Regions from separate parts of the Homo sapiens genome. Here region 2 is linked to region 1. A link is a contact called in ENCODE Hi-C or POLR2A ChIA-PET data. All regions are on one chromosome and are shown on one strand. The core of a region is the stretch at or near the end of the contact, and the rest is flanking DNA. Distances in the headings are between cores, read along the strand shown.

What was found. A loop is a pair of places that touch in the nucleus more often than their neighbours do. ChIA-PET counts read pairs that join two places held with the same protein, here RNA polymerase II (POLR2A).
Region 2: a map with no recorded cell type shows a loop between it and region 1 (2.0-fold over the local background). The contact joins two enhancer-like sites. A Hi-C loop is called at or near these places in 1 of 168 maps with a recorded cell type or tissue (breast epithelium) and 1 of 37 single-sample maps with no recorded cell type. POLR2A ChIA-PET finds 5 or more read pairs at or near these places in 1 of 52 experiments (PC-9).

The regions. Positions count from the first base shown.
Region 1 is chr19:16,917,204-16,922,253 of GRCh38, reverse strand. CPAMD8 (C3 and PZP like alpha-2-macroglobulin domain containing 8) reads left to right here. Exons shown (of 42, transcript NM_015692.5): 27 at 268-349. Among named protein-coding and RNA genes, the nearest start is that of F2RL3, 31 kb to the right of the region's middle. Within about 2 kb of position 1,318, at least 3 of the 41 ENCODE cell types and tissues checked have a DNase peak (open chromatin) inside an H3K27ac peak, as active enhancers do; they include PC-9, where a contact is called at or near this core.
Region 2 is chr19:17,019,260-17,024,274 of GRCh38, reverse strand. It overlaps CPAMD8 (C3 and PZP like alpha-2-macroglobulin domain containing 8), which reads left to right. Exons shown (of 42, transcript NM_015692.5): 2 at 2,094-2,245; 3 at 3,922-3,944. Among named protein-coding and RNA genes, the nearest start is that of CPAMD8, 5.0 kb to the left of the region's middle. Within about 2 kb of position 3,316, at least 4 of the 41 ENCODE cell types and tissues checked have a DNase peak (open chromatin) inside an H3K27ac peak, as active enhancers do; they include PC-9, where a contact is called at or near this core.

The DNA.
Region 1 (5,050 bases), core at 69-2,568:
GGTGTGGAGCAGTTTTAGGGACTCCAAATGTGGTATAAAGCAGTTTCAAGAACCCCACATGTGGTATGGGGCAGTTTCAGGGACCCCAGATGTGAGTGTATGGCAGTTTCAAGGACTCCAGATGTGATTCGAGGCAATTCCAGGGACCCCACATGTGGTGTGGCTTCGGAGATCCGGGGTAGGGGACGGCAGAGTGGTGTAGGTCCCTGGGGGCGGGCCTGGGCCAGGCCACTCAACAGGACAGGGTCCTCTCTGCTTGCCCCACAGGCTACCAGCGCCAGCTGACCTACAAGCGCCAGGATGGCTCCTACAGCGCGTTTGGGGAGCGGGACGCATCGGGGAGCATGTGGTGAGTCCCCACCGCCCTGGGCATTGCCTCTGAGGCTCCCCGCCCGACGCCATGGCCTCACATCCAATGCAGTGTGACCAGATCACTTGGCGCCTGATCCCCGGATGACAGGGAACACAGCTGGGAAGTAAAGACTGTGGTGGTCCCAGCTCCAGAGATGGAGGTTGGGGCTTGGGGCCAGTGCAGAGCTGGTGATCGTAACCATTCCTGTTTCTGCTGCTGTTACCACAGTGAGCAAGACTCCATGCCCTGCTCTCTGGCCCCTTGGGAGTGAGCCCTGGATGCCCTGGGCTTCCTCAAGCTCCCAGGACTCAGGAATAGCGGTGACTGGAGCAGGAGGAGATGGCAGGGCAGAGGGGTCAGAGGCCAGACCAGCACCTTGAGGCTGGGGTGTGCTGTGTGCAGGAGCAGCCTGGGATCTTGTTTCTGTGGTAACTGCAGGGAGGAGACCAGGGCAGGGAGGGCCCCTGGGAGGCCGGGCACACCTGGGTCTTGTTTTCCTGATATCCTCAGGCTATTGCAGTTCTTGGCATCATCATGGGGTTCACCTGAGACTGTGAGTCACTTTCCAACTCCTGTACCCATCGCCGGACTCCTTCTCGGAGATTGCCACCCTGGTAGTGCCGACAGCAGCTGTGAGCGTGGAAACTGCCCTGTCTTTAGTCCAACAGAGTGTCCACTGCACAGTCACAGTGCCAGGATCCCAGGGAGTGGGGACATGTGGCTGAGTACTTCCTGCCATGGGCAGCATCACTTACCTAGCTCCAGAGGGGCCCAGGGTTGGCGACTCACCCAGCCTCCCCCAGCCCCAGGAGCTCATCCACACTGTCCCAGCTCTAGTCCCAGGGCCCTGCCTTGCCGACAGCTGATAACGCAAGGCCCCAATCACGTCTTAGCAAGCAGAGGCCCCGCCCACCCCAGGGACAGCTAAAGCCACTGAGTCACTCTCCAAAAGCTGGCTGAGCCCCAGCAGCCCCTAGGAGGCCTCCACCAGCCAGGATTAGCAAGTTGTGACGCATTGGACCTTTTTTTTTTTTTTTTTTTTTTTTGAGATAGAGTCTAACTCTGTTCCCCAGGCTGGAGTGCAGTGGTGCAATCTTGGGTCACTGCAACCTCCATCTCCTAGGTTCAAGCAATTCTCCTGCCTCAGCCTCCTGAGTAGCTAGGATTACAGGTGTGCACCATCATGCCCAGCTAATTTTTGTATTTTTAGTAGGGACGGGGTTTCACCATGTTGGCCAGGCTGGTCTCAAACTCCTGACCTCAGATGATCCGCCTGCCTTGGCCTCCTAAAGTGCTGGGATTACAGGCGTGAGCCACCGTGCCCGGCCTAGACACTCAGTGTGCACACACCTCCTCAGCATCTTCCGGGGATTAAACTCTCAGCATGAGCAAGAAAAATCAAATTTCCTTTTTGTTTTTTTTGAGACGGAGTCTCGCTCTGTCACCCAGGCTGGAGTGCAGTGGCGCCATCTCGGCACACTGCAAGCTCCGCCCCCTGGGTTCACGCCATTCTCCTGCCTCAGCCTCCCGAGTAGCTGGGAATACAGGCGCCCGCCACCACGCCTGGCTACTTTTTTTGTATTTTTAATAGAGACGGGGTTTCACCGTGTTAGCCAGGATGGTCTCGATCTTCTGACCTTGTGATCCGCCCGCCTCGGCCTCCCAAAGTGCTGGGATTACAGGCGTGAGCCACCGCGCATGGCTGAAAAATCAAATTTCACTGTGTGCATGGAAGTCAGCAGCTTCCAGGTCCCCTCTCACCTCCTGAAACATTCCTGTTGGTCTCCAAACATGGACGTCTTCCTGGGGACCCTGTAGGACAAGGAGGCAGTGAGCGCAGGGCAGTGGCAGCAGCACCCACCCCGAAGCTGGACAAACCTCAGCTCTGTCTCATGTGAGCTGTGTGGCCTTAGACCCGATGATCAACCTCTCTGAGCCTGTTTCCTTACCACACATCCCTCTAAGAACCTGGATCCATGGGATAAGCATGTGGTACACTCAGTGCAGTGCCGTCCTGTTAGCACCTCCCCTAACTACTTACCATAAGGCTCCAAGATCCTGCCAGGGAGCCTGAAAACTTGGGATCTGTTCTAGATGGGTTCCCTTATACTCAACGCACATTCATTCATTTATTCATTGAGTGAGCTAGGCTCTGGTCTTCATCCTGGGGGAAAAAGGAACACATGGTTCCTACCTCCAGGTCCTCGCTGCCCAGTGCAGGAGAAAGACCCTGTGAGAGATGCAATAGTTATCCACTGCTGTGTAACAAGTGACCCCAAATGTAGCCATTTAAAACAACAAACGTATTATCTCTATTTATTATGTATTAATTCTTATGGATCAGGAATTCAGGAGCAGCTTAGCTGGGTGTTTCTGCCTGGGGATCTTTGCTGAGGTTGCAGTCAAGGTGTTGGCTGTTGCTGTCTTCATCTGAAGGCTCTACTGGGGCTGGAAGATTTGTTTCCAAATTGGCTCCCTCACATGGCTGTTGGCAGGAGGCCTCAGTTGCTCACCACATGGACTTCTCCATAGGGACTACTTGAGTGTTCTTACAACATGGCGGCTGGCTTCCTCTCACAGTGAGCAATTCAAGAGAGAAAGCGGGAAGGATGCCATAGCGCCTTTTGTTACTTGGTCTTACAAGTCAGGCTGTTACTTCTGCCTCATTCTATTCTATTCCTTTTTTTTTTTCTTTTTTTGAGATGGGGTCTCACCCTATCACCCAAGCTGGAGTTCAGTGGTATAATCTCGGCTCACTGCAACCTCCACCTCCTGGGTTCAAGCAATTCTCCTGCCTCAGCCTCCTGAGTAGCTGGGACTATAGGCACCTGCCACCATGCCTGGCTAATTTTTGTATTTTTAATAGAGACAGGATTTCACCATGTTGCCCAGGCTGGTCTCGAATTCCTGACCTCAGGTGATCTGCCCACCTCAGCCTCCCAAAGTGCTGAGATTACAGGTGTGAGCCACCGTGCCTGGGCTCCAAGATGCTTTTAGTGCCAACCTCATGCTCAAGGGAAATGTTCATTGGAGCATTTCAGATTTTTTGCATTTGGGATGCCCAAGTATACAGGTAGCCCTCCGTATCTGTGAGTTCCACAGGATTCAATCAACTACAGATCGAAACTATTCAGAAAAAAAAAAAAAAAAAAAAGTCTGGGTGTGATGGCACGTGCCTGTCATCCCTGCACTTTGGGGAAGCTGAATCGGGAAGATTGTTTGAGGCCAGGAGTCGGAGACCAGCCTGAGAAACATGGCAAGACCTCATCTCGGCAAAAATGTTAAAAATAAGCTGGGCGTGGTGGTACATGCCTTAGTCCCAACTACTGGGGAGGCTGAGGTGGGAGGATCCCTTGAGCCCAGAAGTTCAAGGCTGCAGTGAGCTATGATTGTGCCACTGCACTCCAGCCTGGGTGACAGAGCAAAACTCCATCTCTTAAAAAAAAAAAAAAAAAAAAAGTTTTAAAAATTCCACAAAGTTCCAAAAACGAAAAGTTGAATTTGCTGCATGCTGAGTACAATATTGAATTCATGCAAATGAAGTGACATGTGGGCATTGTATTAGGTGTTCTAAGTAATCAAGACATGCTTTAAAGTACACAGGAGGGGCCGGGCGCTGTGGCTCACGCTTGGAATCCCAGCACTTTGGGAGGCCAAGGTAGGCGGATCACCTGAGGTCAGGAGTTCGAGACCAGCCTGGCCAACATGGCGAAACCCCGTCTCTACTCAAAATACTAAAATTAGCTGGGCATGGTGGTGGGCGTCTGTAGTCCCAGCTACTCGGGAGGCTGAGGCAGGAGAATTGCTTGAACCTGGAGGCAGAGATTGCAGTGAGCCGAGATTGTGCCACTGCACTCCAGCCTGGGCAACAGGGTGAGACTGTGTCTCAAAAATAAAAATAAAAAATAAAGTTCACGGGAGGATATGTGTCGGTTATATGCAACTACTACACACTCGTATATCGGGGACTTGAGCATCAGTGGATTTCGGTATCCTTGGGGGTCCTGGAACCAGTCCCCTACAGATACCAAGAGATTCCCGTAAATGCAAATATTCCAAAATCCAAATTCAAAATCTGAAACACTTCTGGTTCCAAGCATTTCAGATAACAGATAGTCATTAGACTTTACTTTTTATTATTTATTTTAACTAATTTTTTTTGAGACAAGATCTCGCTCTGTTTCCCAGGCTAGAGTGCGGTGGCACAATCAGGGCTCACAGCAGCCTTGATTTTCTGGGCTCAAGCAATTTTTCCGCCTCAGCCCCGCAAGCAGCTGGGACCACAGGCATGCACTACCATGCCCAGCTAATTTTTTTGAATTTCAGTAGAGACCAGGTGTTGCTGTGTTGCCCAGGCTGGTCTCAAGCTCCTGGCCTCAGCCGATCCTCCACCTCTGCCTCCCAAACACTGCTGGCATGAGCCACCTCGCCCGGCCATAGATCTTACTTTTTAGAAGAGTTCTAGGTTTCCAGAAAAATTGAGTAAATAGAACAGAGTTCCCATACACCTCTACACCCCCATACACAGCTTCCCATGTGATAGGCATCTTGTATTAGTGTGCTGTATTTGTTACAATTGATGGACCGGCATCAAAACGTTATGAACTAAGGTTCATAATCTACATTAGAGTTCACTCACACACTCATTTTTTATTTATTTGTGTGTTTGTTTATGAATAACAGGGTCTCACTATGTTG
Region 2 (5,015 bases), core at 2,067-4,566, 100 kb before region 1:
AGGCAGATGTAGCACACTATGATCACAGGGTCAGTGCACACTGTGGCCAGGGCTGCAGTAAACAACCCAAACCCATTGTTCGTGTGCATGAAACAACACAAACCCACTGCGTCTTTTGAGATGCAAAATTGGTAATGATGTTTTCATGAAGTTTGGTTTATCAGTGAGTTATTTTATGGATCTTATTTTTGGTATCTTACTCAAGAAATCTTTGCCTAATCTAAGCATGCAATGACTTTCTCCTTTGTTTTCTTCTAGTGTTTCTACAAGTTTTACTTCTTCAATTTAGATCTGTTACTAAGATTAACTTTGAGTTAATCTAATTGCATGGTGTGAGGTAATGTTCTCAATTCATCTTTTTGCATGTGGATGTTGGGTTGTTCTAGAGACACTATTGAGGCCAGGTGCAGTGGGCCTGTAATCCCAGCACTTTGGGAGGCCAAGGTGCGCAGATCACTTGAGGTCAGGAGGTCAAGACCAGCCTGGCCAACATGGTGGAACCCAGTCTCTACCAAAAATACAAAAATTAGCTGGGTGTGGTGGTGCACGCCTGTAGTCCCAGCTACTCTGGAGGCTGAGGCAGAAGAATCCCTTGAACCTGGGAGGTGGAGGGTACAGTGAGCTGAGATCACACCACTGCACTCCAGCCTGGGCAACAGAGCAAGACTCAGTCTCAATTAAAAATAAATAAATAAATAAATAAAAATAAAAAAAGAAAATATTGAAATGAAAATGTCTCCTAATCTCATTGCATGGTCCAGTTTCCCCCTTTACCCTCTTTTCTTCTGATTTCCATCATTCTACATGGTTGCAATTGTGGTGCCTTTGCTATAATGCTCTTGGTGATTGTGGGGACACTGTAAGCATTTCATGAGGTTACAGGGCCTTTGTAATTTTCCATGGAAGGCTGCAGATACTGGGAGACAGGAGCTCAGGTGGGGAGGACCTGGGCCCTCAGGTCAGGTCCCCTAAGGGCACCTCAGTGCCCTCTTCTGCCTGGCTGTGTGATCTGGTGCATGTTCCTATTCTTCTGAAGCATCAACTTCCCATGGGGAAACTGGGGGTAATGCCTCCCTTCCAGAGGTGACTTCATAGTCAATCAGAAGATTTTAGGAAAGAGAGGCCTGCTTTGATTCCATTGTTTTCAGAGCTCTTTTTGTTTGAGGCCCTATGGTTTGTTTTCAGGGTTTGTTCTTAAAATGAATGTTGCAAAGAAGCCCTTTGCTTCTTTTTATCAGGTTTTGGAGTCTGACCGCCTGAGTTAGAATCCTGGTCTGTCACTGTTGCGGCTGGTGACTTGACTTCTCTGGGGTTTCCTTTCTGACTTTCTAAATGGGGCTGATGTCAGCACTTCTCACGGTGGTGGGGGACGGGGTGCACCGTGAGGATGAAGTGGGATCCTGCCGGTTACCTGGCTTGTGGAGGAGAGTATTTCAGACAGTGGGCATGACATGTGCAAAGGTCCTGGGCCAGAAGGGCCAGGCGTGGTGGATCACACCTCTAATCCCAGAACTTTGGGAGGCTGAGGAGGGTGGATCATTTGAGGTCAGGAGTTTGAGATCATCCTGGCCAACATGGCAAAACCCTGCCTCTACTAAAAAGACAAAAATTAGCCGGCCGTGGTGGCAGGCACCTATAATCCCAGCTACTTGGGAGGCTAAGGCACGAGAATCCCTTGAACCCGGGAGGTGGAGGTTGTAGTGAGCCGAGATCATGCCACTGCACTCCAGCCTGGGGGACAGAGCAACACTCTGTCTCCAGGAAAAGAAAAAAAAAAAAAGGTCCTGGGGCAGAAGGAAGTAGCTGAGTCAACAGGCTGGAGGCCGGAATAGAGAGAGTAAGAGGGGTTGTGCAATGCTGAAAAATCCAGTGAGGCCAGATTCTTACCCAGCATGGGGACTTCACAGGTGAAAGAGCCAATCCATGGACTCAAGAACTGATGGGGGGGCACAGACTCCTAGAGCATCAATGCCAGCCAGGTGTGGTCAGCAAAAGGCAGGAGTCTGCTGCGAGGAGAGCCCTGACCTAGCTGTGGTGGCAGCGAGACCAGGGGTCTGGGGTGAGAACTTCACCTCGGATCTCCTTTCCTGCAGGGGTTACTTGATTGCAGCTCCCTCTGTTTTTCGCGCGGGCGTGGAGGAAGTCATCAGCGTGACCATCTTTAACTCTCCAAGGGAAGTCACGGTCCAGGCTCAGCTGGTGGCCCAGGGTGAGCCGGTGGTGCAGAGCCAGGGAGCCATCCTGGGTAGGTCCCTTGGGTGCCAGACCAGGACTTCCCCTTCTTTTGCAAAGTGGAGCCACTTGCTGGCCTTCAGGGCTGGGGCAGTGTGGGTGTTGCTTTGCTTCCCTTCTGCCCTAAATCCCCAGGGGCATGGGAGGGAGGGAGGGAAGACAGGTTGCATTCTCCTCATTCTACAGATGGAGAGAGAGTAAAGCCCAGGATGGGCAGCTCAGCTCATGGGTCCTCAGCAGCCCTGGTTCTGTGGGTGCAGATCTGGGCAGAGCACGGGCACCCACCTGTGTCAGCTTTGACCAGAGGTGGGACAGGGGACCTGAAGGAGATCACATGACCCCCCTCTGACCTTTTGTTGGGTTTCCAGCACACCTGAACCATTAGACTCAGACCTGGGCTCACAGGCCTGTTACTAAGTGCAGCTCAGGCCCTCAGCCAGTCTCTCCCCTTCACTCCTTGGTCAAATGCAGACAGCAACAGCCTCAGCCTCCTGGTCAAGATAGTGAATGCAGATCCCTGGCTCAGAAAGCTGTAATCTCCCAGGGGAGGTAGACTCATTCCTCATGCCGAGAATGATGTAGCCACAGGAGACACAGAGAAGGCCAGGGGCTCCAAGGCCAGTGAAGCAGCACTTGTCTCTTAGGGAGGTGTGGCCAGAGAAGGTGGAAATGTGGAAGCTTCTAGAACCTTCTAGAAGCCCTTCTAGTCCTAGAAGAACCAGGCACTCCTGACTTGGGTGGCTAGCCAACTGAAACCCAACCCAGTTGGCTTCTGCAACAGTTTGTGGTCTCTCATACCTAGAAAGAAAGTCCACTGGTATTGCTGGCCAGCTTCTCCCCCTACCTCTTGATGCAACCAGGTCTCTCCTTAAGATCAGGGGAAGCACCAGTCTCCCAAGATGGCTGGATAAAGTCCCAGGATTCCCTCTGATTGGCCTATCTTGGTTCATGTGCTCAACCCTGAGCCAATCACTATGACCAGAGGGGAAGGCCTATGCTGATTGGTTCATTTTGGGTCATGTGCTCAGCCCTGAACCAATCACTGTGACCAGGGGGAAGGCCTATGCAGATTGGCTCAGAGTCCCAGGAAGGTGGATGGAGAGCTTGGGAGCCACGTGCGTTGTGTGCTGGGCAGATAGCTTGTCCAAGGAAATTGAGGATCTGTTAGCAGGAAATGGGATAATGGTTGCTGGGAGGCAAAAATAATAGATACCTAATTGAGTCCTGGAGGCCAGAAACCTAGTACAGTAGCACAAATGATTTAGTGTGGGTAGCAGAGAGAGGTGATGGGAGAACAGTCAGGTCCACTGGGGACCTCAGTCCCCTCTTCTTTCTCTCCACCCTTCTCCTTGTTCCTCTCCCCTGGTGTTTTCCCATTACTCCCCTCACAGCTTAGTTTGGACAGGAGCCAGGGGTGAAGTAAATCAAGTACTTAGGCAGGCCAGCTTTGCCCTGAATAGCTCAGCTTTGTCCATTCCCTCTGGCCTTCAGCTTGTGCCAGCTTGGAGGAAACCTCTGGCTTCTGCCAGTCCTAGCCTGGCCCAGTCCAGGCCAGCATGACCCAGGGTGTGTTTGTCCACATGAAACCCCTTTGGGTTAAGAAAGTTTGTGGTTTGTGAGGCTGCAGCTCAGGGAGGCAGGGCAACACAGCTCTTGATTTAACTTTTTTCATTTTATTTTCATTTTTAGATAAAGGGACAATCAAACTCAAGGTAAGCCGTTGATTTTTAAAATCATAAACCTGACCTTGGAAATAAAGAATTGAATTGGGCCAGGCGTGGTGGCTCACACATGTAATCCCAGCACTTTGGAAGGCCGAGGTGGGTGGATCACCTGAGGTCAGGAGTTCGAGATCAGCCTGGGCAACATGGTGAAACCGCATCTCTACTAAAAATACAAAATTAGCCAGGCGTGGTGGCACATGCCTGTAATCCCAGCTACTCGGGAGGCTGAGGCAGGAGAATCGCTTGAACCTGGGAGGCGGAGGATGCTGTGAGCCGAGATTGCACCATTGCACTCCAGCCTGGGCAACAAGAGTAAATCTCCGTCTCACCAAAAAAAAAAAAAAAAAGAAAAGAAAAAAAAAAAAGAATTGAATTGGGATGGAATAAGAGAAATTGCATGTGTTGTGAGAAAAATCATTTTTAAAAAAGAGATGTAAAAAATGAATAATGAGGCTGGGTGCCATGCTCACATCTGTAATCCCAGCACTTTGCGAGGCTGAGGTGGGTTGATCTCTGGAGCCCAGGAATTCAAGGCCAGCCTGGAAAACATGGTAAAATCCTGTCTCTACAAAAAAAAAAAATACAAAAATTATCCATTAGCTAGGCATGGTGGTTCACGCCTGTTCTCACAACCACTTGGGAGGCTGAGGTAGGAGGATCGCTTGAGACTGGGAGGTTGAGGCTGCAGTGAACTATGATCGCACCACTGCACTCCAGCCTGGGCAACAGAGTGAGGCCCTATTTAAAAAAAAATGAGAGAATAATGAAATTTAGAAAAGGAGAAATCCACCGATAATCCAGTTTTCATACTTTTCACTTTTTCATGTTTTCCACACATTCTTGTTCATGCACATACATTTTCTTTTCATAGTTTCAGTTAAAGGACACACACCACTGGCCGGGCGCAGTGGCTCATGCCTGTAATCCTAGCACTCTGGGAGGCCGAGGAGGGTGGATCACCTGAGGTCAGGAATTTGAGACCAGCCTGGTCAACATGGCAAAACCCCATCTCTACTAAAAATACAAAAGTTAACTGGGCATGGTGGCGCACACCTGTAA